Linked DNA regions of Homo sapiens: regions 1 and 3 are each linked to region 2. The links are chromatin loops, found by intact Hi-C in ENCODE. Cell type or tissue: MCF 10A. All regions are shown on one strand. Links, peaks and the distances in the headings refer to the core of each region. The heading gives the core; the rest is flanking DNA.

Evidence for each region. Hi-C counts contacts between places; a loop is a spot of excess contacts. Peaks named below come from ENCODE experiments on the same cell type or tissue, not always from the same donor. Only the 100,000 strongest peaks of a DNase experiment are listed, where the experiment ranks them.
Region 1: a loop joins it to region 2, with 9 times the contacts of the local background. A loop is called at or near these places in 7 of 110 quality-filtered maps.
Region 3: a loop joins it to region 2, with 12 times the contacts of the local background. A loop is called at or near these places in 68 of 110 quality-filtered maps.

What each region holds. Positions count from the first base shown.
Region 1 is chr4:72,881,224-72,891,544 of GRCh38, forward strand. No RefSeq gene overlaps it. Among named protein-coding and RNA genes, the nearest start is that of COX18, 180 kb to the right of the region's middle. In MCF 10A, for the core only: CTCF peaks have their summits at 5,602 and 5,812; no DNase peak of the experiment used is centred there.
Region 2 is chr4:73,013,984-73,024,304 of GRCh38, forward strand. No RefSeq gene overlaps it. Among named protein-coding and RNA genes, the nearest start is that of COX18, 51 kb to the right of the region's middle. In MCF 10A, for the core only: CTCF peaks have their summits at 5,658 (motif pointing left) and 7,851 (motif pointing left); DNase peaks (open chromatin) are centred at 5,658 and 7,848.
Region 3 is chr4:72,500,376-72,510,696 of GRCh38, forward strand. All of the region lies in intron 3 of ADAMTS3 (ADAM metallopeptidase with thrombospondin type 1 motif 3), which reads right to left. Among named protein-coding and RNA genes, the nearest start is that of ADAMTS3, 64 kb to the right of the region's middle. RefSeq lists an enhancer at 4,977-5,271. In MCF 10A, for the core only: a CTCF peak has its summit at 5,038 (motif pointing right); a DNase peak (open chromatin) is centred at 5,076.

The DNA.
Region 1 (10,321 bases), core at 708-8,707, 130 kb before region 2:
CTAAAATTCTCTTTTTTGTCTCTGCCCAGCTTTGGTATCAGGATGATGCTGGCCTCATAAAATGAGTTAGGGAGGATTCCCTCTTTTTCTATTGATTGGAATAGTTTCAGAAAGAATGGTATCAGATCCTCCTTGTACCTCTGGTAGAATTTGGCTATGAATCCATCTGGTCCTGGACTTGTTTTAGTTGGTAGGCTATTAATTATTGCCTCAATTTCAGAGCCTGTTATTGGTCTATTCAGGGATTCAACTTTTCTTGGTTTAGACTTGTGAGAGTGTATGTGTCCAGGAATTCATCCATTTCTTCTAGATTTTCTAGTTTATTTGCATAGAAGTATTTATAGTATTCTCTGATGGTAGTTTGTATTTCTGTGTGATCAGTGGTGATATCCCCTTTATCATTTTTTATTTCATCTATTTGATTCTTCTCTCTTTTCTTCTTTATTAGTCTTGCTAGTGGTCTATCAATTTTGTTGATCTTCTCAAAAAACCAGCTCCTGGATTCATGGATTTTTTGAAGGGTTTTTTGTGTCTCTATTTCCTTCAGTTCTGCTCTGATCTTAGTTATTTCTTTCCTTCTCTTATTTTTTGAAGGTGTTTGCTCTTGCTTCTCTAGTTCTTTTAATTGTAATGTTAGGGTGTCAATTTTGGATCTTTCCTGCTTTCTCTTGTGGGCATTTAGTGCTACAAATTTCCCTCTACACACTGCTTTAAATGTGTCCCAGAGATTCTGGTATGTTTCTTTCTTCTCATTGGTTTCAAAGAACATCTTTATTTCTGCCTTCATTTCGTTACATATGTAGTAGTCATTCAGGAGCAGGTTGTTCAGTTTTCATGTAGTGGAGCAGTTTTGAATGTGTTTGTTAATCCTGAGTTCTAATTTCATTGCACTGTGGTCTGAGAGACAGTTTGTTATAATTTCTGTTCTTTTACATTTGTTAAGGAGTGCTTTACTTCCAACTATGTTGTCAATTTGTAATAAGTGTGATGTGGTGCTGAGAAGAATGTATATTCTGTTGATTTGGGGTGGAGAGTTCTGTAGATGTCTATTAGGTCCACTTGATTCAATTCCTGGATATCCTTTTAAACTTTCTGTCTCATTCATCTGTCTAATGTTGACAGTGTGGTGTTAAAGTCTCCCGCTATTATTGTGTGGAAATCTAAGTCTCTTTCTAGGTCTCTAATGACTTGCTTTATGAATCTGGGTGCTCCTGTATTGGGTGCATATATATTTAGGATAGTTAGCTCTCTTGTTGAATTGATCCCTTTACCATTATGTAATGGCCTTCTTTGTCTCTTTTGATCTTTGTTGGTTTAAAGTCTGTTTTATCAGAGACTAGAACTGCAACCTCTATTATTTTTTTTATTTCCATTTGCTTGGTAGATCTTCCTCCATCCCATTATTTTGAGTCTATCTGTGTCTCTGCATATGAGATGGGTCTCCTGAATACAGCACACTGATGGGTCTTGACTCTTTATCCAATTTGCCAGTCTGTGTCTTTTAATTGGAGCATTTAGCCCATTTACGTTTAAGGTTAATATTATTATGTGTGAATTTGATCCTGTCATTATGATGTTAGCTGGTTCTTTTGCTCATTAGTTGATGCAGTTTCTTCCTAGCATTGATGGTCTTTACAATTTGGCATGTTTTTGCAGTGGCTGGTACCAGTTGTTCCTTTCCATGTTTAGTGCTTCCTTCAGGAGGTCTCGCAGGGCAGGCCTGGTGGTGACAAAATCTCTCAGCATTTGCTTGTCTGTAAAGGATTTTATTTCTCCTTCACTTATGAAGCTTTGTTTGGTTAGATATAAAATTCTGGGTTGCAAATTCTTTTCTTTAAAAATGTTGAATATTGGCCCCCACTCTCTTCTTGCTTGTAGAGTTTCTGCTGAGAGATTCGCTGTTAGTCTGATGGGCCTCCCTTTGTGGGTAACCCAACCTTTCTCTCTGGCTGCCGCTAACATTTTTTCCTTCATTTCAACATTGGTGTATCTGATAATTATGTGTCTTGGAGTTGCTCTTCTCAAGGAGTATCTTTGCGGTGGGTTCTCTGAATTTCCTGAATTTGAATGTTGACCTGCCTTGCTAGGTTGGGGAAGTTCTCCTGGATAATATCCTGCAGAGTGTTTTCCAACTTGGTTCCATTCTCCCTGTCACTTTCAGGTAAACCAATGATGCGTAGATTTGGTCTTTTCACATAGTCCCATATTTCTTGGAGGCTTTGTTTGTTTCTTTTTACTCTTTTTTCTCTAAACTTCTCTTCTCACTTCATTTCATTCATTTGATCTTCAATCACTGATACCCTTTCTTCCAGTTGATTGAATCAGGTACTGAAGCTTGTGTATGCATCACGTAGTTCTTGTGCCATGGTTTTCAGCTCCATCAGGTCATTTAAGGACTTCTCTACACTAGTTATTCTAGTTAGCCATTCCTCTAATCTTTTTTCAAGGTTTTTAGCTTCTTTGTGATGGGTTCGAACACCTCCTTTAGCTCAGAGAAGTTTGATCATCTGACTCCTTCTTCTCTCAACTCATCATTCAGCTTTGTTCCATTGCTGGCAAGGAGCTGCATTCCTTTGGAGGGGGAGAGACGGTCTGATTTTTAGAATTTTCAGCTTTTCTGCTCTGCTTTTTCCCCATTTTGTGGTTTTATCTACCTTTGGTCTTTGATGATGGTGATGTACAGATGGGGTTTTGGTGTGGATGTCCTTTCTGTTTGTTAGTTTTCCTTCTAACAGTCAGGACCCTCAGCTGCAGGTCTATTGGAGTTTGCTGGAGGTCTCCTCCTGACCCTGTTTGCCTGGGTATCAGCAGCAGAGGCTGCAGAACAGTGAATACTGCTGAAAAGCAAATGTTGCTGCCTGATCATTCCTTTGAAAGCTTCATCTCAGAGGGGTACCCGGCCATGTGAGGTGTCAGTCTGCCCCTACTGGGGGGCACATCCCAGTTAGGCTACTCGGGGGTCAAGGACCCATTTGAGGAGGCAGTCTGACCATTCTCAGATATCAAACTCCATGCTGGGAGAACCACTACTCTCTTCAAAGCTGTCAGACAGGGACATTTAAGTCTGCAGAGGTTTCTGCTGCCTTTTGTTCGGCTTTGCCCTGCCCCTAGAGGTGGAGTCTACAGAGGCAGGCAGGCCTCCTTGAGCTGAGGTGTGCGCCACCCAGCTCGAGCTTCCCAGCCACTTTGTTTACCTACTCAAGCCTCAACAATGGTGGGCAACCCTCCCCCAGCCTCGCTGCAGCCTTGCAGTTTGATCTCAGACTGCTGTGCTAGCAATGAGCGATGCTCCATGGGTGTGGGACCCTCCAAGCCAGGCATGGGATATAATCTCCTGGTGTGCCGTTTGCTAAGACCATTGGAAAAGCACAGTATTAGGGTGGGAGCATCCCGATTTTCCAGGTACTTTCTGTCATGGCTTCCCTTGGCTAGGAAAGGGAATTCCCTGACCCCTTGTGCTTTCCAGGTGAGGTGATGCCCTGCCCTGCTTCAGCTTACAGTCCATGGGCTGCATCCACTATCCAACAAGCCCCAGTGAGATGAACCCGGTACCTCAGTTGGCAATGCAGAAATCACCCGTCTTCTGCATCACTCACGCTGGGAGCTATAGACTGGAGCTGTTCCTATTCAGCCATCTTGGAACCACCAGATTTTTCAAATAAGCACGAGTAATAGTATTTACAAAAGAATAGTTTGAAAACACTCATGACTTAATTTCTAGTGAAATAAATGCCAATAATAAAGAGAACAAATGCCACAGAATTTCTGGAGATGATGTATTATCAAGCTTTGTGATTGATAATCTATATACTTTTGAAGAAGAGCATGTTCTAGGTTTTGAAGATTATAAAACCTTTATTGTTTGCTGTTTGTTACATAGTGTGATCTTCTTGAACACAGATTTCCATTAGAATTCTTCTATTTTCCTGTTTGAACTGCTTACTAGTACTCAATAAAATAGCTTAATTGCCATGGTCCAAATTCTGTGTCCTCCTAAAATTCATATGTTGAAATATAATCCCTAATATTAGTATTAGGAGGTGGGGTCTTTCAGAGTTAATGGGATTAGTACCCTTCTGAAAGAGATGCTGAAGCTCTAGCTCACTCCTTCTACCAGGTGAGGATACAACTATGAACCAGAAAGGGGGCTCTTACCACACACCAAATCTGCTGATATCTCGATCTTGGACTTTTCAGCCTCCAGAACTGTGAGAAATAAATTTTTATTGTTTATAAGCTACCCAGTTTATAGTAGTTTGTTTTAGCAGGCCAAATTGACTAAACATTAATATATCTTGGAATATTTGCTTTTTGTATATGCGTGTGAATGACATTGTAATTCCTTCAAAATTATTTTTTTGCTTTATGTATTAAACCAGTTATTTCATCAAATGACTTATTTTCATATACTTTTGCTACTTGTATAGAAATTCATGTAAACATATTTTACTTTGCTATTTAATTTGTACCAATGTTTACTGATATATTTTCTCACCTGCATGTTCTATGTAGACTTTTCCACATTTCTTTTATCTAGTGGATAGCTTTTCCGTCAACAAAATTAATTAAAATACAGTGCCAATATGTGCTCTATGTTTAGTAAAGGACTCAATTTACCAGTAAATTTGTTACATTTTTTGCCTGTTATGTATCACTATGAATATATTTCTCTTAGTTATTTAATTTTATATATTTATATAATTTATTGAAAATTGCCATATACTCAGAATTCATGACTTCCCACTGGATTTTGGTATACTGTACAATGTAGTTCATAACCAATAGGCCACACCAAAAGAACATAGAAGCCAGTATGAAGGGCTCCTCTTAGCCAAAGATGGAACAATCAGAGCATCAAAAATTTTTTGAATGCAGTGGACTGAAACATATCAACTGTGTAGAAACGCATATAAAAGAGAGAAAGCATTTCCTCTCACTCCCTAGATCAAAAACCTATTGGTTACCATTGAAAGTAACTAGAAAACCAACTCCTCCTTCTAAAGATTCGTTTTTAAAATAAAATATTAAGCATCAATTTTGCCAGTATCTGATTTTCCTATATTTCCGGGTAGCTAAATAGACCTAAATGATAAGATAATTCCAACTAATAAATGTACAAGGAATGGTGGCATTAGAAAAATCAACATTTTGGAATTCCAAATGAAACATTTGAGCCAGAAAAACAGTGTCAGTAGATGACACCATTAGATGAAAGTATTCATGAGGAATTTTACAACAGAGGCATCAGGTTGTCACCACCTGAACACACTGATCAATCTTAGCATCATAAAAGTGGGGCCAGATGTTGTATGCTTCCTGCTGTGATACAGCATGAAGCAGCCAGTTCTACCTTTGAAGTATTCTTACCAAAAAAGTTGAACACATATCTATTAAAGCCTCCAGAGCTTACTTCCAGTCAAATGTAATGCATTTAACGTATATGAAGCAAATATGGCAAAATATTGGTAATTATTGAATCTGGGTGAAATGTAGAGTGTGATTCAATAAACTATTCTTTCTAGTTTTGTGTATGTTTGAAAACTGCATAATTAAAAATAACACTCACACATAATTAGGATGCATCTTATATTCCTGTATATCTTAAATTCCAAAAATACTGCCCCTTTGTGGTATGAAGAGGTTATGCAGATGTTAAAACATTTTAAGAGATGTGGCTTATGCTAAGGATGTCACCCTCATTTTAATCATAATCATCACAAACTGACAGACAAACTAAGGCTAAGAAAGGTGTTAATTAATTTACTTAAGATCACAGACAAGAATATGGCAAAGATGAAATTCATGTTCAGCACTTACACCACAAAGATTATATTTTTAACTCTAAACAAGGGGTAGTAGGTGTTCCATTCCCCACAACCCAATATTCCCCACAAACCAAGAGTTTATGGCAAGTTTGTTTAACATATATTATGATGAACTGATCCATAGTTTCAAGAAAGAAAACCACGTAATCTCAGCATCTGAATCCCACCCTAATGTTTAGAGAATTCTCCTTATTCTCCATATGAGTTTTGGAGGCAGGAAAAACCTACCTGCCACTATTGTAATTAAAAACGCAGGTATTTACTTTCCCAATCTCCTCTGAGCTTGCATCTGAACTATGCCCTACATTCTAGCAGATAACACGCTTGCCCCAGATGTTGAATTGAGTGCAGAATACACCAAAGAAGAGAGGAACACGAAGAATTTTTCAGCAGTGGTTTTTGCAGCAAGATTGAGTGTCCTGGGCTCCAAGTGACTGAATATCCAATGTTCAATGCCAGTGGCATTCACTGTGTGAACTGCAGCAGAGGCTCATAGAGGACAGATTTGCAAGATGGTATTTGATTATGCTGTCTGCATAGCCTCCACACTGGTTCTCCAAACCTCTTGGTGATTATGTGACTTACCCAATACCCATTTAATAAATTCCTTTTCTGCCCAAACAGACAGAATAAATTCCTTGCAACTAAACACATTAGCTGATTTACCAGTTAAGAATCAATTTAGATCCTAAAGTCAAACAAAGCATACATCAAAATAAATGCCAAGTGAATTAATATATTGTTTTTAAATGATATGTTTAAAATTAAGAAAACTTAGATGAATATCTGATCTCTGAATAGAGAAGGTCTTTGTGGATTTAAAGTAAATAGTTTTTTACATGGACCAGTAATTCTATAACTTAAAGACTAATATGATAATATGTTTAAAGAAATATTTGCAACATTTTTGGCACAGTTTTACTATTTTATAGGTGTATAATGTTTTACAGGTTAATAAACCACTAATCAGTAAAATGGCAAAGAATGTGAATACAAAATTTACAAAAAGGAAAATATGAGCCAATATACATCTGGGAAACCAGTGCAGGCTCAACAATGAAAAAAAGCCCACAAGTAATCCAGAATTCTCATTTATTTATTTAATAAATACCACGTATTTTCTAAGTGCCATTTCAGGTAATAATAGTACATCAATGAACAAAGGTAAGCCAATGATTTTGATCTGCTCTTATCTCAAACCTCTTCTAGATTTGTCATTAGTTCTCATAATAGCCAGTTATATTTTTCACTTTTTTTTTCTCTTCCCTGAAATCTGGTGAAAAGAGTTCACAATCAGGAAAGTACTTAAAATGCAGAGTATGAGAAATGAGTAATTATGCATAATAATTCACAAAGTGGACAAACATATGGGAATAGTCAAGTGAAATTTATCAAACTAATGAGTAAGTGAGCAATGGTCAGGAAATGAAAAAATTAGTTACTCCTAAATATAAATAAAAAAATAAGTCATTTTCTAGGAAAAATGAGACAGGCATGCTATTTTGATAAATGTCCGTGACTTACTCAGGCTCTAAAATTATTCAGAGGAAATTGTGGTATGAGACAAAAACTCAAATATTCCTCTCCACAGCCTTACAAACTCGGCATTTGATCCCATGTATCACCTCCAAAGGGGAAATTTATACTGTAAATAAAATTGCTCCTTGATCATTGGTTTTCATTTCTAAAACTACAAATTTATTTTTAACTTGGTGTGATGGATCAACCACTTAGGAAAGGTCAACTTTGTCTTCATGACTGTGAGATGTTATGTATGGGGGTAGATTTTCAGAAAGCTACAGGGCATAGGTGATACATAGTTCATTGCACCACTCTACGATTCCTGGGATGCCTGTGATGTTCACTCCATCCAAGCATTTGTTTTTAAGAGTTTGTGATATTCTGGGCTCATCTTTAAAAAGTAATAATTAGATGAAAAGAGTAATTAAAATGTGTTGAATTATAGAGAATTAAATATTAAAGTGTGTGGGGGAGATTGGGGATATGTTTAGTCAAAGGATACAAAATTTCAGTCAGGAGGAATAAGTTCAAGAGATCTACTGTACAGCATGGTGACTATAGTTAATAACAATGTGTTGTATTCTTGAGAATTACCAGGAGTAGATGTTAAGTGTCTAACCACAAAAAAAGTGTGTGAGGTAATGGATATGTTAAATAGTTCAATTTAGCTATTTCAAAATATGTGTGTGTATCATATTGTATACCACAAATATATACAATTTTTATTTTTCAATTTAAAAAATAAAAACATAGCTTAAAAGATAAATTATATGGCCCTTGTCCTCAAAGAACTTAGAGTCTACTAAGAAAGATAGATAATTCGACATATTCTTTTTTTTTTTTTTTTTTTTTTGAGACGGAGTCTCGCTCTGTCGCCCAAGCTGGAGTGCAGTGGCGCAAACTCCGCTCACTGCAAGCTCCGCCTCCCAGGTTCACGCCATTCTCCTGCCTCAGCCTCCAGAGTAGCTGGGACCATGGGCGCCTGCCACTACGCCCAGCTATTTTTTTGTATTTTTAGTAGAGACGAAGGGGTTTCACCATGTTAGCCAGGATGGTCTCGGTCTTCTGACCTCATGATCCACCCGCCTCGGCCTCCCAAAGTGCTGGGATTACAGGCGTGAGCCACCGCGCCCGGCCAATTCAACATATTCTTAAAATAACTGTACTACCACTTATAAGGGACATCAGTATAAGCTGATTGAATAGGTGGAATGGTTTGTCTGTATGGCTAAGATAATCAGAGTTTATTTCTTACATAAACCATTTAAAAGTGCATCATAACTTACTTAATGAGTTAGCCCTAATTCTTTACATGAACAATCTAATTTGTAATGGAGTTAGAGTGCTAACTATTAAATGTGAGATTGAGAAATAAAGATCAGGTTTTGAATGTACATATTATATACATATTTAAATATTTTTGAGAAGATAATAAAAATATTTATCTAAATCTTCAAAAAAATTAGCAATTATCTAGTGCAAATCTCTACCCACTGGAGCCATTGACACTTTCTCCCCCAAATACCAACTTATTTTAATTTAAGTTGGATTTAGGTTTAGCATCATCACCTTCCATAGGAAGCCTGAGCATAAACTTGGTTTAAAGCAGTAAAGATTGCATGATTCTATGGGTGTTCCCTTTGCTCACACAATAGAGAAAAATGTCAAAATATTTTGAATTTGAAAAAGTGTATTAATTCTAAAACCACATGAATTTCCATCTAAAGTAAATAATTTTTATTGACATTTTCAAGATTAAAAAACATTAAAATAGAATTCTAAAATATTTAAATGACATGTTCATAAATTAATGTTAGACTATTATATAGGTTTTTAATTAAACTTTAAGTTCTATGATACATGTGCAGAATGTGCAGGTTTGTTACATGGGTATCCATGTGCCATGGTGGTTTGCTGCACCCATCAACCCGTCATCTAAGTTTTAAGCCCTGCATGCATTAGGCACTTGTCCCAGTGCTCTCCCTCCCCTTGCCCCCCACCCCCTGACAGGCCCCAGTGTGTGATGTTCCCCTCCCTGTGTCCATGTGCTCTCACTGTTCAACTCCCACTTATGAGTGAGAACATGTGGTGTTTTGTTTTCTGTTCCTATGTTAGTTTGCTGAGAATGATGGTTTCCAGCTTCATCCATGTCCCTGCAAAGGACATGAACTCATCCTTTTTTTTTTTAATGGCTGCATAGAATTCCATGGTTTATATGTGCTACATTTTCTTTATCCAGTCTATCATTGATGGACATTTGGGTTGGTTCCAAGCCTTTACTATTGTGAATAGCACTGCAATAAACATACATGTGCATGTGTCTTTATAGTAGAATTATTTATAATCCTTTGGGTATATACCCAGTAATGGTATTGCTGGGTCAAATTGTATTTCTAGTTCTAGATCCTTGAGGAATCGTCACACTGTCTTCCACAATGGTTGAACTAATTTACAATCCCACCAGCAATGTAAAAGCGTTCCCATTTCCTCACATCTTCTCTAGCATCTGTTGTTTCCTGACTTTTTAATGAACAACGTTCAACTGGCATGAGATGGTATCTCATTGTGGTTTTGATTTGCATTTCTCTAATGACCAGTGATGATGAGTTTTTTTCATATGTTTTGGCCGCATAAATGTCTTCTTTTGAGATGTGTCTGTTCATATCCTTTGCCCACTTTTTGGTGGGGTTTATTATATAGTTTATATAGTTTTCTATTGCTGCATAACAGAATATCACAAATTTATCAGCTTAAAACATCCATCTATTATTTCACAGATCTGTAGATCAGAATTCCACGTGGTCTCCCAAGATCAAAATCATGGTATCAGCCTGGTTGGTGAAAAATCAACTTCTCAGCTGTGCCAGGGCTGCAGTAACAAAGTTCCACAGACCAGGTGTTTTAAACAACAGAAATGTATTTTCTCAGTTATGGAGGCCAGAAATCCATCTTGATTGGATATTCCATGGGGTTAG
Region 2 (10,321 bases), core at 1,518-9,517:
TAATTTTCTCAAATAAAAGATTTAGAACCAGACAGTTTTACTGGGAAGCAATTCAGTTCATTTTATGAAGTTAGCATAACCAAAAATAGCAAAAGTGACCAAAAAGTGTCCAAAATACAAAAGCTGTAAATCAACCTTACTAATGTAAATTTGAAAGGACAAAATAAAATAAGAATAGAGCAAATTAAGCAGCCGACTGAAGCAAACATTTCCATAATCAAGTAGGATTGATTTCAGGAGTGCAATAATTGCTTAATACTATAAATAAGTCAAAGGACAAAAACCATATAATTATCTCAAAAGATACTAAAATGAATTTGAAAATTAATAATCTATTCATTAGGAAAAAGTAAATAACTTTCAAAAACCAGAACTAGAGAAAATTCTTTTAGTATGCAAGTAAATAAATATTCTAAAATAATGACATTACATGTAAATCTTTAGAGTGATTTCCATAAGCAAAAAATAAGTGAAGATATCCAAAATCATTCTTGATCTGATAGAGCTATGCAAATGGAGAGGACAAATTGTCATTATATTGGAAGACAATATTGGAATATTCCAATATTATATTGGAAACAATTAAAATTGTTTACTCAAAAGTCGTAAAGATTTAATTGAAAATCTCTTCAATTTTAGTATTCAAATGTAAGATACATAAACATCCACACTTTCTTCTATATCATAAAATATGTTAGAAAATACAATAGAATAGATATTCCATTAACAATAACATTACACATATATAGAATTCCTAGAAATATACAGAATTCCTAGAAATAACCCAAAAACAAAATGTGAAGGACCTATATAAAAAAAAACACACTTTTTTTTTTTTTCCCTGAGACAGAGTTTCACTCTTTTTGCCCAGGCTGAAGTGCAACAGCACGGTCTCAGCTCACTGCAACATCTGCCTCCCGGGTTCAAGCAATTCTCCTGCCTCAGCCTCCCAAGTAGCTGGGATTACAGGCACATGCTACCATGCCTGGCTAATTTTTGTACTTTCAGTAGAGACTGGGTTTTGCCATGTCTCGAAACCAACCTGGTCTCAAACTCCTGACCTCAGGTGATCCTCCCACTTTAGGCCCCCAAAGTGCTGGTATTACAGGCGTGAGCCACCATGCCCGGCTACAAGACACTTTTTTTTTTTTTTACTATAAAATGTAAAGAAGAAGGAGAAAAAGGTATAAAATGTAAAGAAGAAGGAGAAAGGGAGTAAAAGAGAACAAAACATGTTCAGAGACACATATTTTCTTCATTTTTTCCCAAATTAATTCATAAAATTTTCACAACTTTCATCAAAATACCTGACTAAAATCCAAATTATTTTTCAGGACCTACAGAATCCAGCATTGTCTGGCCCCCAGCTGCCGACTACATCTCTGCCCTCATCACCTACTCACCCCCTACTGCCTCCAACCACAGGGCCTTCCCACTCTTCCTCCAGAACACCAGGCTCTCTACCACATTAAGACTTCTGTACCTGTGTTCCCTCCACCTGTAGCTATTCCTTCCCACCCACTCTGCTACTTTATTCAAAGGCCACCTCTTCAAAGAAACATTATTGGACATCATTAGTATCATACTCCTCATTTTCTTTCTGTACCCTACTTTTTCTCTTTGTCACACCTATCACTACCTGACATTGCACTGTATATCCATTCCTGTTTTTGTCTCTTGTCTGTCTCTTCAAAGAGAATGTGGACCCCATGAGAGCAATGACCACCTGCCTTGTACACAGTGACATCTCATTCACTCCCCAGCACCTGGAATAATGAATGTCTGGCACACAGAAGGACTCCACCAATATTGGTTTAATGATGTAATGAAAAATCCCAACTAGATAAAATTATTCCAAGTTTATTTTGGAATTAGAAAAGATAATAAAATATTTTTAATGCAGTAATAAAGTTGTCTTGCTTCACCAAATATTAACATTTATTTCGAAATCACAGTAATTAAGTCAATTTTATACTGGTCTAGGGGCAGGCAGAATAATAAAACAATATAGACAAGCCCAAAATAACCATAGTTCATAGAATAACCTAGTATATAAATAGCCAACATCATAAAACAATGGAGAAAGTCGAGCATTAGTTAACAAAGGATGTAAGATAAACTGACAAACTTTTGGGAGAAAAAAAAAGCTATTGTATTTATTTTTTAATTATTTATTTTATTTATTTATGTATGTATTTATTTTTGAATCGGAGTCTTGCTCTGTTGCCCAGGCTGGAGTGCAGTGGCTCAATCTTGGCTCACTGCAAGCTCTGCCTCCTGGGTTCATGCCATTCTCCTGCCTCAGCCTCCCGAGTAGCTGGGACTACAGGCACCCGCCACAATGCCTGGCTAACTTTTTTTGTATTTTTAGTAGAGACGGGGTTTCGCCGTGTTAGCCAGGATGGTCTCGATCTCCTGACCTTGTGATCTGCCTGCCTTGGCCTCCCAAAGTGCTGGGATTACAAGCGTGAGCCACCTCACCCAGCTGAAGCTATTTTATAAAGTATATTAAACTTTACAGGTCCCTAAAATAGTTTTTGGATAAAACAATTAAACAGGAAAATATATATAAATATTTTGCTGCTACTTGAATATGAATGATAGTGCTAGAAAATAACAAAGAAAAACATGAAAAGATTTGAGTGCATAAAAGTTTTAAGTTTGTACATAGCTAAAATATTATAACCAAAATTGAAAAACTACACAATGAAGAAAAAGATCTTGGCACACATATAACAAAAGGCCATTATGTTGATCATATAAAGGAAGATTATAAATAAATATAAAAAGCATTGAAATTAACAGAAACACAAAACCCAACAAACATACTAAAATGTTCAGTCTTAATGGTAATTACAAAAGTGTAAATTAAAACAATGCATCTATCATTTCAAAATTATAAATGCTAAAACTTTTGTTAACAAAGATATGGTGGAATAGCTTCTCATAAGTTGCTGTAAAAAAAAAGTCATGTTTAATAAAAGCCAGTAATTCTACTCCTAGAAATTATTCCTAAAGAAATAATCAAATGTAGGCTGACATTTATATCCAAGATTTCTCATCATAGCATTTCATATAACAACAAAAATGTATTTTAAAAAAACAAATTATCCAGTAATATGGTGAAATAATTTATGGTGCATTCACATAATGGATGATTATGTGGGTATTAAAGATCTTTTTCAATGAATATTTAATGATATATGCTAGCATTTATTATATATATAAAGTTTGAGAATATGAAGGGGTCGAGGAGGAGGAGGGAAGAATTCCAAATTATATACATAGTTATTATAGGATATTACAGCTGAACGGGGGCTCAGATTCTATAGGTAAAAGAATTGTCACCTTTTTCAACAAAGTAGTTGCATTTAGAGCTTAGGTCTATTTGGTGGAGCTGAGTAGTACCATCTGCTTATATAAATGTATACACAGTAAATGGTGCCTCCTGATAAGAAATGAAATGGCCCATAATTTTGAGAATCTAAAGATTTAAAAATCTGTCTGATTCACTAGTGTGGGAGAGGGTGGATATATCCAAGCCAAAGCAGACATAAACAAAAACGTTATGTCCCACAAGGAAACCCAAATAAGAAAGACTAGGCTGCCGATCACCAGAACTGAGATCCAGGGCCTTAGGCATTGAAGGGAATGCAGGTTTCAGGATCAGCATACATCTAATGCTGGAACCTGTTTTATCTCAGCTCCTCACACCCAGGCCCTGTGACACCATGAAGTAAAGTTCTGTGCAGCTCTTAGCATTGTTCCTGGCATGTAGTACTCAATGAATATTTTCCCTGAATGAAAGAAAAAATGAGGGAGTCAATGAGTAAATACATGAATCAAAAGTTGTCTACATGGACCAGACAATGTTGCTGTGGACACTTCAACTAAGCATCATGCTGAGAAATATCTCCTTCAAACCTCAAATTGCAGATCCATAGATATTTTTACCAGGAGCAAGGACAACAGCAAGCAGGGTATTAGGAACTTCCCTAACAGCTGTGACATCATAGTGAAGAAAGTGCCCAGGGGTAACTGAGTCCAAGGCTGAACTCTCCTGGGAGTTAAGAGATGCAGCCTGTGACCCTCAGGGCTACATTCAAGTTTGAGAAGGCAGCCAGAGGAGAGCAACAAGAATTAGTTGAGGTATGAGTGTAGGTGTTCAGGATACTTGGAACAAAGAAACCAGGGAAAAGCCTGCACTGTGTGCTTCTTTGTCAGATTGGTACCCAAGCCATTTTGATTTGGATGTTTAACAGAAAGAGTTTGTATTTTGCAGACACAGGCTTTTACCAAATAAATTATTTAAATTACACAATAACATGCTGTTTGGTAAAAGCAAAACATCTTGTGTAGACACATGCACAAAATCTCAGGCTTGTGCCTAAGATCAAGTGTACACACATGCACATAGGCATACACATGTACACGTATACTTACACCACAACAGGCACAGAGAAACATTTTTGTATTATAAAATTTCTCATTGAGGGCTTTGAAATGATTTTGTAAATCAGAAAATATTTAAAACATAGTTTGTAAGGTGGAAAAGATAAATAAAAGGTGCACAACAGTAAAATTCCTACTTTTCTAAATTCTGTAAGATTTTATGACCACAAGTTCATATTGCATGGTGTCATGCTATAGAACACAGCACAAGAGAGGATTAATAATTCTCCTTTTTGGATCACCTTTGCGGTGCAGAGGCCTGAGGAGTGAGGTCGAAGAGGCTACCTCTGCAGAAGGCGCTGGGGAGGAACCAGATTGATGGGCAGCCCTGGTGGTGGTGACAGCACTGGCAGGAGCCAGCTGTCCAGCAGGAGCCCCACCTGCCTCACTGCTGGGGCAAAGGGAAGCACTGACCCATCCTGACAGCCACGCAGACTGATGGACCAGCGCATGGAAGAAAACCAAGGCGGACTCACAGAATTAGTTTGAAAAAACCTGGGGGACCTGTAGTTCTCACAAATTGAGTGAGGAAAGAACCTGAAAATATGTTTTATTATTGTCATCGAGACCCCAGTTTCAACCCTAGACTATTGTGGCCTGGGGAGAAAGTTTTCAATTGATTGTCCTCCCTGGAGCTTTTACGGTTGTGAAAGAAATAAAGAAACACTTGAAAAGTGAATGGTGTTAAGTCGTACAGGACTAAGTGGGGTATAGGGAATTGACACTAAAATTCCCTATGTAAGAGGGAATTCCCTATGTAAGAGTTTAGAAGAAAATTATCTGAAAACCAAGGGGCCAGAAAATTTTCATTAATGGGAAAGAAATTCACAATACACTAGAACTGAATAAAATGAGAGAACTGGAGATGGGAGGCAGGGAGCATTCTAGTGGCATATTTATCCTACAGCATCATCTTCATGGAAGGTTCTAGAAAAGTTATCCTAAAAGGAAATGGTCACGGTTACTAGCAAGTTCAATCAATCCTTCGTACATAATATATGGTTAAACATCATACAAGAATTATTTATTTTCCATGTAATCTTATAAAAGCATTCAAAGTCGAGATACATTAAAGAACAAAATATCTGCCTAGTGTACCCATTATTCTGGGAAAGAAAAAATGGAAAAAGAGAAAAGGTATAATTACAAAAAACCGGTGGTGCTGTATTTTTACTGCATTTGGAACCACCACAATCTGACAGTGTTGATTGCCCCCTGGTGGTGATATTAGTGAAGATTGGTTTCTTGGGGAATTTTAACTATTTTTTTCATGGGAAATGGTTCCAAAAGAAGAAATGTTATCATTGGCTTGAATTCTTCTACACTACCCCTACATTGATCGGCCAGCAAATGTAGCTCTTTTCCATTTCTTCCCCTCCACTAATACTTGCTTGGTGCTTCCAAAAAGCCCCTCCTTTCACCACAGCTATGGTAAAATGAACTCAGGAGAATTTGTAGATATAGGCAATAATATGGTTAATTCCAGATGGTAAGAAAATGCTATTACATATTTCTAAGGAAAATACTAAACATCATGAAAATCATATGATGTTAGTTGTGGGCTAAAAAAAACAAACAAAACATCAAGAAAATCAGTGGTATGGAAAGCAGGCATATGGACCTCACTCGTCACTGTGAGACTTAGGCAAAAAAACTAATTTTCCTTGAGGCTGCTTCTGAGTTGTAGTGAAGATTAAATAAGTATGCAAAACATCGAGCATAATTTCTGCCATGGAGCAGTAAACATTATTCTTTTCCTTGAATAACTACTGGTACATTTCTAAATAAGGTTCAGAAACAAAATAGATTTTTCAGAAAATTAAAATGCCATACTGATGGAGAATTGAAAATTTCATTATGGAATAATCTATTTTCTGCCTATTGCATTCTGCCTCTTAGTTTTTGTGTGTATCCTTCACTAGCAACAACTGAAAAGAGAGAAGAAACTAGAACTATCATAGTTTCTACCTATCGAACCCAATAAGAACTCAGTTCTCTGCTCCTTGCTTGTGGGACACCAGCAAACTAAGAGAGTTCATTTGTCCTTGGTGAGATGAACAATATAGAGTTTTACCTAAAGTGAAGTTACTAAATTAAAAGATTATCATCGATTCTGAGATTAAATATTTCTTACCTATTTGGTGCTCAAATATTCCTTTGTTTGAGACAGAGTTACACTCTTGTTGCCCAGGCTGGAGTGCAATGGCAGGTGACCTCGGCTCACTGCAACCTCCGCCTCTGAGGTTCAAGAGATTTTCCTGCCTCAGCCTTCCAAGTAGCTGGGATTGCAGGTGCCCACCACCCTGCCCAGCTAATTTTTTGTGTTTTTAGTAGAGACGGGGTTTCATCATGTTGGCCAGGCTGGTCTTGAACTCCTGACCTCAGGTGATCCACCTGCCTCGGCCTCCCAAAGTGCTGGGATTACAGGTGTGAGCTACCGCACCCGGCCAAATATTCCTTTTTATGAAGCACTGGTGGTGTGACTGATGGTTTGGATTTGAAGGGTGGCTTGAATGTCTCACCATGTAAAAAACATCACCAACCTTAAACTGACCCACAGATTTTTAGTCTATGAAATTACTGAAGAGCTACTGAAACTTACTGAGAGAGGAGAGCTGAGCAGGTTGGAATCCAGAGACAGGTTGACCAGGGCCTCACTGCAGGCTCTGTTAATTACAGACCGTGTGATTTATGTGTGCTTTGCTTAGTGACTCTTAATTCAAGATGTAATTAGACTCTTTGTGATTGAAATGTTATTGATCATGAAAACCACAGATCTCAAAATTCCTGTACTTGCTGATCTCTCAAGGTCCTTCCAGCACTGCTTTTTAGCCTAATACAAGGACATGCACCTTGGTTCCAACCCCACATGATGCCAACTTGGAAAAAAACACTTGAGTGATCAAATTAAACTTGACAAACTAAAAACAGTAGAGATTCTTTATACTCTTGAGCTAAAAGGTAGAGGGACAGACTTGCTATGTATAGGCATCCAGAGAAAGATATTAGAATTCTAACAGAATGACTTCTGTGTCTGCTTATTACACAAATATTATATGCTGATATGTACATGAAACAGTTGTTTCATCACTTCTAAAAACATAAACTGCTAGTCATAAGTTTTAAAAATGCTAAATTTCCCCCTGAGGTTTTACCCTCTTGTGTCAATTTTCTGAATTATCTGCCCAAGGAGGGAGAAAACAAAGGAAATTGAAAAAAAATGAGAAATGAATAAGTACAGACCCCCAAATTCACTATTTTGGTCTTTAACACTGCCTCTCTCATAGAAATTGGGAAGTTAAAATCATATACCAAAAAAAAAAAAAAAAAAAAGAAAAAAAAAATCAGGCTATTCTCTACAGTGTCCTACCGCTGCCTCTCCATATGTAGGTCACAGGCACCACCTAGAGGCATTAATCATCTCTAACTCTCATTTCAGGGAACTCATATAAGTCAGTTCAAAATCCAGTTGAGTTCTCTCTCTAGTCACAGACTTGAAAATTAGTTAATCAAATAAAGTACTCCCATCTCTCAGCTTCCAGGGCAACAGAGCAAGACCAAATGAAAAGGAGACATGCAAATATACATATTCTGTCAAATAATTAGACTTATCTGTCTCACTATCTCATTTGTTAACACCTTTGTGATTCCACTTGCTGCCTATACAGCAAGAAAGACGCATAACATTAAGGTATAGTTCTACTTTGGAGAGTCAGTAGATAAACTAGAACTACAAAAATCCCAGGTAAGCCTTAACTAAAAAGATAACATTCCATTTTGACAATGAAAATATGTCTGCAGGCTGAGCGTGGTGGCTCACGTCTATAATCTCAGCACTTTGGGAGGCCAAGGTGGGTGGATCACTTCAGGCCAGTGGTTCAACACCAGCCTGGCCAACATGGTGAAACCCTGTCTCCACTGAAAATACAAAAAATTAGCTGGTTGTGGTGGCGCACCTGTAATCCCAGCTACTTGGGAGGCTAGTCAGGAGAATCACTTGAGCCTGGGAGGTTGAGGTTGCACTGAGCTGAGATTGTGCCACTGCACTCCAGCCTGGGAGACAGAGCAAGACTCCATCTCAAAACAAAAAAGAAAGAAAGAAAATATGTCTGCAATAAGTAACATTAAATGCTGCCAGTTCCAACTGCTATCAGTGAAGGACAAGAAGTTTGTTTCCAGAAGGTTCCACCTTTATGTGCCAGCTTTATCTCTCAGCAATAACAAAATATCTGCATGATGTTTCAAATTAATCTTCTGCACATCTAATCTTCGTAACATTAGCTGGAGTAAATAAAAAGAGTTCTGAGATTCCAAGGCTTGTGTATACTCAAGGTATTACAAATCACCATGGAAAGTTAAGGGAGAGTTGAAAATAATAAGTAGCTATGAGCTTCCTGCACATAACTGAATCCACAGCTCAGGACTATGTTTGACAAATACCTGGACTTCTAATATATGAGCAACTTAATTTAGAATTCAGCTCAGCTTGGCAGAAATCATGTTGGCTAGAGACACTAGAGTCCTAGGTTCTTGCCCCATCTTTATTACTCTCTGGCTATGGGATCTGGTAAAAGTAGATCCTTCAATATTTGAAGAAACCTGGTGGTGTCAGTTTTCTCAATGTGACTTTCACCAACTCAGATGCTTTGGTTTAAGTTACTGTAAAATAACCATAAGTAAATGTCTGGGATCCATATATCCCATCTACTATTCCCTCACAAATTTGATTAATAAACCTCTGCAGCCACCAGCCTCCCTCCCTCCTTCTCCATTTTAGGACTCAGTAATATCTAGCTAAAATCAGAGACTTGGGCGCAAATTCAGACTGAGTTCCTTATTACTGTTTACTATGTATCCTTGAGCACGATATTTAACCTCATTAAGACTCAGTGTCCTCATTTGTCAATTGGGGGTTATAATAGCCAATAAGCAAGAAGGAAATGAGCTAAAGCATGAGAAGCATTCGGCACAGGGGCTGACACAAGTACAGTTCAACAGGTATGTGATAGATACTATGTTATTAATATTATTATTTTATTGATTTAAGAACCTACTAAACACATTTTATGTGTTAGCCCTAAGGGGTAAAACCCTGCACCCCACATTGGGCAGGTGCTAATGATGATGCACATCCACAGGCAGTTACAAAACAGCATCATACATGCCATGTAGAATCGTGCAAGAGCTATGGCTGCACACCACTCAACACGCATGTGTGGGACAAGGGAAAGTTCCCAGAAGAGTGATACCTCAGCTGACGGATGATTAAAGCAGAGAGAGAAGCAGTGTTCCTAGGCATGTGAAAAGGCCTGGAAAAAATAGTTCAGACATAGAGTGGTTGGGAAGTTGCTCAAGGGATCCTACTGCCTTGGCTTCCCAAAGTTCTGGGATTATAGGCATGAGCCACCATGCCCGGCCGAAGATTTTTTTTTAAGGGATAAATCTATAACAACATTGGATGACAAGGAGGGGCATCATCAATGCAATAGAAATGATGACAAAGACATACTCAGAAAAGGAGTTTGATAAGAGGTGGGAACAATTCTGAGGGCACTCTACACTTGGGGGTTTGGTGGACATGGAGGTAGGCAGAAACAAGGGCAAGGGTCAGGCTGCTTTGGAGGCCATTCAACCACTTTATCCTGGTTATGACAAAGAATAGCCACAGAATCCTCTGTTCCCTACAAGAAAAATGAATGGAAACCCTTGGGTGGGTGTGGGCAGGGTGGGGCGGGGCAATGCAGAGAAAAAGCAGTGTCCTGGATGGCCAGGTACACCCAAGAGGAACAAGGAGCACCTCCCTATACAAGGAGACTTGCGGGTCCTTCCATCTCACATCACGTCCTTTCCCCACAGGTACTGCAGGCTG
Region 3 (10,321 bases), core at 895-8,894, 510 kb before region 2:
TATTGAGCATTTTTTCACGTTTGTTGGCATGTACATCTCTTTTGGAGAAGTGTCTGTTCATGTTCTTTGCCCATTTTTAAGTGGAGTTACTTGCTTTTTGCTTGTTCAGTTAAGTTCCCTATAGATTCTGGATATGAAATCTTTGTCAGATGCATAGTTTGCAAATACTTTTCCCATTCTGTAGGTTGTCTGTTTAATCTGTTGATAGTTTATTTTGCTGTACAGAAAAGCTCTTTAGTTTAATTATGTTCTCCTTGTCAGTTTTTGTTTTTGTTGCAATTGCTTTTGAAGACACAGTCACAAATTATTTTCCAAAGCTGGTATCGATTATGGTATTTCCCAGGTTTTCTTCAAGAATTCTTGTATTTTGAGGTCTTACATTTAAATCTTTAATCCATCTTGAGTTAATTTTTATATAAAGTGAAAGGTAGGAGTAGTTCCGTTCTTCTGCAAATGGCTAGCCAGCTATTCCAGCACCATTTATTAAATAGGGGGTCCTTTCCCTATTGCTTACTTTTGTTAAGTTTTTTAAAGATCAGATGGCTGTAGGCATGTGGCTTTATTTCTGAGTTCTCTATTTTGTTCCATTGGTCTATTTGTCTGTTTTTGTGCATGTACCATGCTGTTTTAGTTACTGTAGCCTTATTGTATAGTTTGAGGTCAGGTAATGTGAGGCCTCTGGCTTTGTTCTTTTTGCTTAGCATTGCTTTGACTATTTGAGCCTTTTTTTGTTTCTATATGAATTTTAAAATAGTTTTTTCAAATTCTGTGAAAAATGACATTGGTAGCTTGAGAGGACTCGCAATGTGTCTGTAAATTGCTTTGGACAGTATGGCCATTTTAACAATATTAATTCTTCCAATCCATGAGCATGAAATTTTTTTCAGTTTATTTGTGTCATCTATAATTTCTTTCAGCAGTATTTGATTGTTGTCCTTGTAGAGCTCTTTCACCTCTTTGGTTACATGTATTCCTAGGTATTTTATGTATATTTATTTAAGCTATTTTAAATGGGATTGTGTTCTTGATTTGGCTCGCAGCTTAAACATTATTGATATATAGAAATGCTACTAATTTTTATACATTGATTTTGTATCCTGAAACTTCATTGAAATCATTTGTCAGTACCAGCAGCTTTTTGACAGAGTCTTTAGGGTTTTTTTAGCTCTAGAATCATATCATGAGCAAAGAGAGATAATTTGACTCCTTCTCCTATTTGGATATCTTATTTCTTTCTCTTGCCTGATTTATCTGATAAGGACTCCCAGTACTATGTTGAATAGGAGTGGTGAGAGTTAGCTTCCTGTTCCTGTTCTCAAGGGGAATGCTTCCAGTTCTTGACTGCTTAGTATCGTTGTCTCCTATGGGTTGGTCATAGACAGTTATTAAAATTTTGAAGTATATTTCTTTAATGCTTAATTTCCTGAGGGTTTTTTTATCATACTGGGATGTTATCAATTTTATCAACAGCTCTTTCCACATCTATTGAGATGATCGTATGATTTTCTTTCTAATTCTGTTTATATGGTGAATCACCTTTTTTGATTTGTGTTTGTTGAACAAACCTCGCATCCCAGCAATGAAGCCTACTTGATCATGGTGCATTCACTTTTTGATGTGCTGCTGGATTTAGTTTGCTAGTATTTCCTTTTCAAGATTTTTGCATCTATGTTTAACAGAGATATTGGCCTATAGTTTTGTTTCTTTGTTATGTCTTTGCCAGGTTTTGGTATCAGGGTAATGCTGGCTTTATAGAATGAGTTAGGGAGGAGTTCCTCCTCCTCAATTTTTTGGAGTAGTTACAGTATGATTAGTGCCAGGTCTTTTTTGTACATCTTGTAGAATTTGGCTGTGAATCCATCTGGTCTGGGGCTTCTTTTTGGTGGTAAGTTTTTTATTGCTGATTGAATATTGGAACTTGATACCATTCTGTTCAAGGTTTCAATTTCTTCCTGATTCAATCTTGGAAGGTTGCGTGTTTCCAGGAATTTATTCATTTCCTCTAGATTTTCTAGTTTGTGTGTACATAGGTGTTCATAATAGTCTCTGAGAATCATTTGTATTCCTGTGGAATCAGTTGTAGTCACCTTTGCCATTTTTTATTGTGCTTATTTGGACTTTCTTGTTTTCACAGTTAATCTAAAGAGCAATCTATCAATCTTGTTTATTCTTTCAAACGCCTACTTCTGGTTGCTTTGATTCTTTGTGTGGATATTTGGGTCTCAATTTCATTCAGTTCTTTTCTGACTTAAGTGATTCCTGCTAGCTTTGGGATTTGTTTGTTCTTATTTTTCTAGTTCCCCTAAGTTCAATGTTAGATCATTAATTTGAGATCTTGCTAACTTCTTTTTATTATTATTACACTCTAAGTTCTGGGGTACATGTGCAGAACATGCAGTTTTGTTACATAGGTATACACTTGCCATTGAGGTTTGCTGCACCCATCAACCCATCACCTACATTAGGTACTCCTCCTAACGTTATCCCTCCCCTAGCCCGCCACCCACTGACAGGCTCTGGTGTGTGATGTTCCCCTCGGTAAGTGTTTGGCACTATAAACTTTCCTCTTAACACTACTTATGCTGTATCCTAGATATTTTTGGTATGTTGTGTCTCTATTTTCATTTATTTGAAAGGTTTTTTTTGTTTCTTTTGTTTTTGTTTTCTTGATGGAGTCTCACTCTGTTGCCCAGGCTAGAGTACAGTGTTGCAATCTCAGCTCACTGCAACCTTTCCCTCCCAGGTTCAAGCGATTCTCTGCCTCAGCCTCCCAAGTAGCTGGGATTACAGGTGCCCACCACCACGCTTGGCTAATTTTTTGTATTTTACTAGAGATGGGGTTTCACCATCTTGGCCAGGCTGGTCTTGAACTCCTGACCTTGTGATCCACCCACCTCAGCCTCCCAAAGTGCTGGGATTATAGCCGTGAGACACCACTCCCAGCCTTGACAGTATTTGTTTATTTCTGCCTTAATTTTATTGTTTACACAAAATTCATTCAAAAGCAAGTTGTTTAATTTCCATGTAACTTTGTGGTTTTGAGAGATTTTCTTGGTAATGATTTCTATTTTTATTCCACTGTGGTCTGAGATTATAGTTGGTATGACTTCAGTGTTTTTATTTTATTGAGACTGCTTTATGGCCAAGCATGTGGTCTATCTTGGAGTATTTTCCATGTGCAATTGAGAATATACATTCTATGGTTGATGGGTAAAGTATTCAGTAGATGTCTATCAGCTCCAATTGGTCAAGTGTTGAATTTAAGTCCAGAATTTCTTTGTTAGCTTTCTGCCTCAATGAGCTTTCTAAGGCTGTCAGTCAGTTGTTGAAATCCCTCAGTATTATTGTGTGACTGTCTACATTTCCTAACAGGTCTAGAAGTACTTTATGAATACAGGTCCTCCAATGTTGGATGTGTATATATTTAAGACTGTTAAGTCTTCTTGTTGAATTTAACCCTTTATCATTATGTAATATCCTTCTTTGTCCTTTTTTACTGTTGTTGGTTTAATGTCTGTTTCATCTAATATAAGAATACTTATCCCTGCTCTTTGTTGTGTTCTTTGTGCATAATAGATTTTTCTCCAACCCTTTATTTTGATATTATGGATGTCATTATGTGTGAGATAGGTCTCTTGAAGACAGCAGATGGATGGGTCTTGCTTTTTTATCCAAGTTGCCACTCTGCCATTTAAGTGGGATGTTTAGAACATTTACATTTTAATATTGATATGTGAGGTTTTGATGCTATCATGAAGTTGTTGACTGGTTGCTTTGTAGTTTCTACTGTTTGGTTGCTTTATTGGGTCTGTGGGCTATGTACATAAGTGTCTTTTTGTGGTAGCAGGTATTGTTTTATCATTTTCAAGATTTATTGTAAAGTTGGTCTAGTGGTAAATTCCCTTGGTACTTGCTTGTCTGAAAAAATATTTTATTTCTCTTTCATTTATAAAGCTTAGTTTGGTGAAATATGAAATTCTTGATTGGACTTCCTTGTCTTTAAGAAGGCCGAAAATAGGCCCTGATCTCTTCTGGCTCGTAAGGTTTCTGCTGAGACCACTGTTAGCCCAATAGAGTTCCTTTTGTACATGATCTGACCTTTTACTCTGGTTACATTTAATTTTTTTTCTTTAGCACTGGATTTGGACAGTCTGGTGACCATATGCCTTAGGGATGTTAGTTTTGTATAGTATTTCATAGGTGTTCTCTGGATTTCTTATACTTGGATATCTACCTCTCTAGGAAGGTTAGAAAAATTTTCTTAAATTTTTCATTCAAATATCTTTTACAGGTTGTTTTCTTTCTCTACCTCCTCTCAGAAACACCAATAATTTGTATGTTTGTATGCTTTACAAGATCCCATATTTCTCAAATGTTTTGTTCATTTATTTTAATTCTTTTTCTTTATTGTTAACTCACTGGATTAGTTCAAAAACCCAGTTTTCAATCTCTGAAAGTCCTTCTTCTTGGTAAAGCTACTTATAAAGTTTTCAATCATATTTTGAAATTTCTTAGGTGAGGTTTTCAATTCCAGAAGCTCTAATTGATTTCTTTTTAAGATGTTTATCTCTCCCTTCATTTCCCATATTGCTTTAGAAGATTTCTTTGTGTTGATTTTCAACCTTGACTTGGATCTTGTTGAGCTTCCTTGCAATCCACGTTTTACATTCTTTATCTGTCATTTGTGAGTTTCCATTTTGATTATGGACCATTGCTGGAGAGTTAGTGAGACCCTTTGGTGGTGTCACTACATTCGGATTTTTCATGGTGTCAGAATTCTTGTGCTAGTTCCTTATCATTTGGAGATGCTGGCAATTCTAATTTTTATAGTTATTTTCATGTGGGTAGGATTTTTTCTTTTTCTCTATAATACTGTTGTTTTGTTTCTTCTTTCCCTGTCTCTTTACCCTCTTCCCTAGAGTGTGTGACTGAAGAAAATGATGGGTAAGGTCTTTTGTCTTTGACCCTATAGCACTATGCACTTCTGTTGGTAGATTTTTTTACTGGGGTATGCAATTTGACCTATAAGTCAGTAGATGGCGCTTATGGGTAAGAGCCGGCTATGGCCAATAAGGCAGGGTATATGCTTGATCCTTGTTTACTGGTAAAAGCTGTCTGTTGCCCCAGGGAATGGGCTGACTCCTGGAAAGCACAGCAGTCCAAGCTCCCTCCTCAGCCCTGGAAGGAGACGGTAGAGGGGAAGGGCAAGATGGACAAATACACCTACAGGTCCCCTGATGGCAGGCACATGCACAAGTGCTAAGAGACAGTCCAGTGGGCAGCCACCAAGTACCCAGAGGTATAGGTAGGCATGAAACTGGGAAACCTCCTTAGCCCTGAGTTCCCTGCCTGGAGATGGCAGGGGGCAGCCTAGACTTCTAATCCTGGAAAGTGGACACTCCAGATGGCTGTAGGTCTGCCTGGGCATGGAGCAGAGAGGACCATCCTGCACCAGGATCTCTCTGCATAGGAAGTGTGAAGCAGCTCAGGCTGCTGTTCCAGGTGAGCAGGTGCTCCAAATGCTTGGAAATCTGCCTGGGTGTGGAGTGGAGATGGTGTCCCTGCACCAACATCTCTGAACAAAAAGAGTGGGGCAATTATGCCTGCAGAACCAGGCAAATGAGGGCTTCCAATGCATGGAGATCTGCCTGAGCATGAGGCAGAGAGGGCACCCCCATACCCAGATCTCTGCACAGAAAGATGCGGTGACTCAGGCTGTTAGTCTATGCTAGCAGTTGCTCCTAATTCTTGGAGATCTGCTTATGTATAGAGCAAAGAGGGCTCCACTGCACTACGATCTATGCACAGGAAAAGTGGGGTGGCTTAGGCTGCTGATCAAGGTGAAGGGATGCTCAAAAAGCCTGGAGATCTGCCTGGCTCTGGAACAGAGAAGACCCTGCTGCACAAAAATCTCAGGGGAACAGGCTGGGGCACCCAGCAATGGCACATGCAGACCAGATCCAGGTTGTCAAGCTGGCCCTGGCTGCAGGTCTCATCATTCAGAAGAACTGTGATTGGGGGAGGGCACAATTCCAGTGCCAACTGTTGAGGCACTTTCCAAAGTTCTGGCTGTGGTGACCCCTACCCTGCTCCAAAGCAAGCAGTTCAATTGCTGGCCCAAGACTAAAATGCCTACATGTCCATCATGCCAGCTCACCACAGAATGGCTGATTTTATATGAACTCAGGTTAAAAATTGTGTGCTGTTCTCAGTCCCACATCTAGGGAAATGCTTGCAGCTCTTTCTGGTATCTTTCCCTCACAGCATCTCTAAGCCTCTCCCTAAGTTACCTCCAGGACCTGGGAGAAACAGAGCGTTCTTCCTTGACCTGGGTTGCTCACATACCCAGTGGAAAAGTGTGTCACAGAGGGAGGTTCTCTGCTTCTCTCACATACTGGGGCTTCACTCACTTTTATCAGCCAGTCTCTGTCATGTGGCTGTTTGCCCACATTTTCCCCCACCAGGATCTGGGATGTCCTTCATGATTCCAGTGGATTCCCATTTTTCTTCCTGAATTAAAGTTCACAGAGTTGGTCTTTATGCACTATCTTGCTATTTCCAAGTGCCTGAAGCACACTAAAAGCCTCTAATCCACCTTCTTCTAAATTTTTTCTTTGAGGGGAGAAAAGAAGACTGTAGTGTACCACTCCATATATCAACAAGAATAGTGAATGAAGGAAAAAGTGGCAGAGATTATCTAAATGCAGTATATAAAATATGTATGTGTGAATGTGTATATCTGCATATATAAGTGTGTATAAATATAGTTTGAGACCACTCAGGCCTATTTTTTATTTTTACTTTTTAAAAAAGAACTACAAAGCACCATCACTGTCTGTGGCAGGTCCATTATATATGCCTGCCCAGCTTCCCTTCCTCTTCTTGTGACAACCACACCTTATGCCTCTTTCGGAGGGCAACCCCTGCTGAGTCTCAGCAGCTCTGATGAGCTGTTAGTTACTGTGCCTTGGTAACTCAATCCAAGATTGTACAATCAGAATCTGACTCCTGAGAATTTAAATCTAGATAAGGGCCATACGAAATAGCTGGAACCTAACCATTCCAATTTCCCAGGAACTATGTTTTGATTGTGAGTCCTCTCACTATCCCAGTTCTTGCTCTTGAAGCTTGGTTGCTTAAGTTTGCCTTCAATTTCTGTTAATTACCTAATATGTTTCTAGTATATTTCATTATTTCATGATGTTATCCAGATAGCATTTCTCTTGCCAGCAACCAAAAAACTCCAACTGATAAGAGAGACACATTTTGAGAACACACCTTGTTTCGGTACACTATTTGTAGGGCACTGTTTCTCAATGAGCATTTAAAGCACTATAAAAATCCCACCACTGCATCCATGAAACCCTTTCAGATTGTCATAAAATCAAGAGCCACTCTTGTGTTTATCCTGTTAGCCTAACAAAACCCTCCACAGGCTATCTGTCTATTTTCTAACTAAAGGTTTGAAATCTCCTGTTATGAATATCCAGTACACAGTCAAATGTCCTTTTTTGACTTGCATATTTAACGCCTTATTGCCTGTTTACTGCTTTACATTTATGCTGATTTATTAAGTCACATATGCCTCTATTAACATCAAGTATGTCATTTTTACCTTAGAATATATGCAAGTAAAATGCATAATAACATGGACTGTGCAAAATTATCATTCACCATAACAATAATATGCATAGTTACATGCACAATTCAAAACCACATCTCTGAAGGGCAATAAACAAACACATGCACATTGTAAAATATTCATAAGTCATTAAAGTAAAACATAGAAGTCCCCCTAAACACACATTTCCACTGACCCTGCAAATCTCCTCTCTATAAATTACAGCTAACAGTTGGGGTGTTACATTTGTCTCAGTACCTCAGCAATGACTCACTCATAGCAATAGTTCTTTAGAGGCCTATAAGCAGACTGAATGGAAGAGTTAAAATGGGTTAGTGGTTAAAATCTCCCACCAATAACCTAAAAAATTGAGAGTTATTTTTATCTTACTTTTCTAAGATATTTTTCAAGGTAATTGGAGAAAACAATGAGTATGGTCATATTTTACATTAGGAAGATGAGTCAAAAAAGGATTTAAATGAGTTTCTGATTTAAATACGTTTCATTTCCTTAATAAGTTTTTCCAAGAAAAAGAAGAGTTAGAGAAAAGAATTTGAATTTTCGAAGGAATGTTTTTACAAATATCATCTGGCTGATTCAATCATAAACAAGAGTAATTTCATAATACCAATATTGAATCAGTCATAGCTATTCATTATTACATTCTATAAGAATTTCTTAGGAGGAATACTATTTTGGCATAATTTGAGTTAACAAAAAATACGTACTGTATAATTTTTTTACCAAGTTAAATATGAGCCAAGACTTGATCTACACTATAGACCAAATGGATCTAATAAATATTTACAGAACATTTCATCCAAGAGCTGTAGAATACACATTCTTTTACTATGCCCATGGATAGACCATATGTTAGGTCAAAAAGCAAGTTTTAAACATTCAAAAAAATTGAAATAATATCAAGCATCTTCTCTAACCACAATGGAATAAAACTAGAAATTAATAACAAGTGGAATTCTAGAAATTATACAAATACATAGAAACTAAACAATATGCTCCTGAATGACCAGTGGGTCAATAAAGAAATTGAGAAGGAAATTGAAAAATTTCTTGAAACAAATGATAATGGAAACATGACGTATTAAAACCTTTGAGATACACAAAAGCAGAACTAAGAGGGAAATTTATAGCTATAAGTGTCTACATCAAAAAAGAGAAAAAATTTTAAATAAACAATCTAATGATGCATCTTAAAGAACTAGAAATGCAAGAGCAAAGCAAACCCAAAATTAGTAGAAGAAAAAAAAAATAAAGGTCGGACCAGAAATAAATGAAATTGAAATTTAAAAGAAAAAATACAAAAGATCAACGAAACAAAAAATTGGGTTTTTGAAAAGTCAAACAAAATGAATGAATCTTTAGCCAAACTAAGAAGAGAGGAGATCCAAATAAATAAAATCAGAAATGAAAAACAGACATTACAACAAATAGTGCAGAAATTCAAAGGATCATTAATGGCTGCCATGAGCAACTATGTGCCAATAAATTGGAAAAACTAGAAAAATGGGCAAATTCCTAGATACATACAACCTACCAAGATTGAACCACGAAGAAATCCAAAATCTGAACAAACCAATAACAAGTAACAAGATTGAAGCCATAATGAAAACTCTCCCAGTAAAGAAAAGCCCAGGACCTGATGGCTTTACTGATGAATTCTACCAACCATTTAAAGAACTAATACCAATCCTTTTCAAACTATTCTGAAAAATGGAGGAGGAGCAAATATTTCCAAACTCATACTACGAGGCTGCTATTAACCTGTTACCAAAACCAGACAAAGACACATTAAAAAAAAAAAACTACAGGTGAGTATGTCTGATGGATACTGACACAAAAATCCTCAAAAAACTACTAGCAAACCAAATTCAACAATACATTAGAAAGGTCATTCATCATGACCAAGTGGGAGTTATCCCTGGGATTCAAGGATGGTTCAACATATGCAAATCAATCAGCGTGATACATCATATCAACAGGATGAAGAATAAAAACCATATGATCATTTCAATTGATGCTGGAAAAGCATTTGATAAAATTCAATGTCCCTTCATGATAAAAAAAAAAAAACTCTCAAAAAGATCAGGTAAAGAAGGAACATGCCTCAACATAATAAAAGCAAAATATGACAGACCCACAGCTAGTATCATATTAAATGAGGAAAAACTGAAACTCTTTCCTCTAAGATCTGGAAAATGAAAAGGCTGCCCACTGTCACCACTGTTACTCAACATAGTACTAAAAGTCCTAGCTTGAGCAATCAGACAAGAGAATGATATAAAGGGCATCCAAATTGGAAAGAAAAAAGTCAAATTACCCTTGTTTGCAGATGATATGATGTTATATTTGGAAAAACCTAAACACTCCACCAAAAAACTATTAGAAATGATAAACAAATTCAGTAAAGTTGCAGGATACAAAAATAACGTATAAAAATTAGTAGCATTTCTATATGCCAACAGTGAACAATCTGAAAAGGAAATAAAAAAGTAATGCCATTTACAATAGCCACACATAAAATTAAATAGGAATTAACCAAAGAAATAAAAGATCTCTATAATGAAAACTATAAAACACTGATGAAATAAATTGAAGAGGACACCAAAACATAAAAAAATGCCATGTTCATGGATTTGAAGAATCAATATTGTTAAAATGTCCATACTACCCAAAGCAATC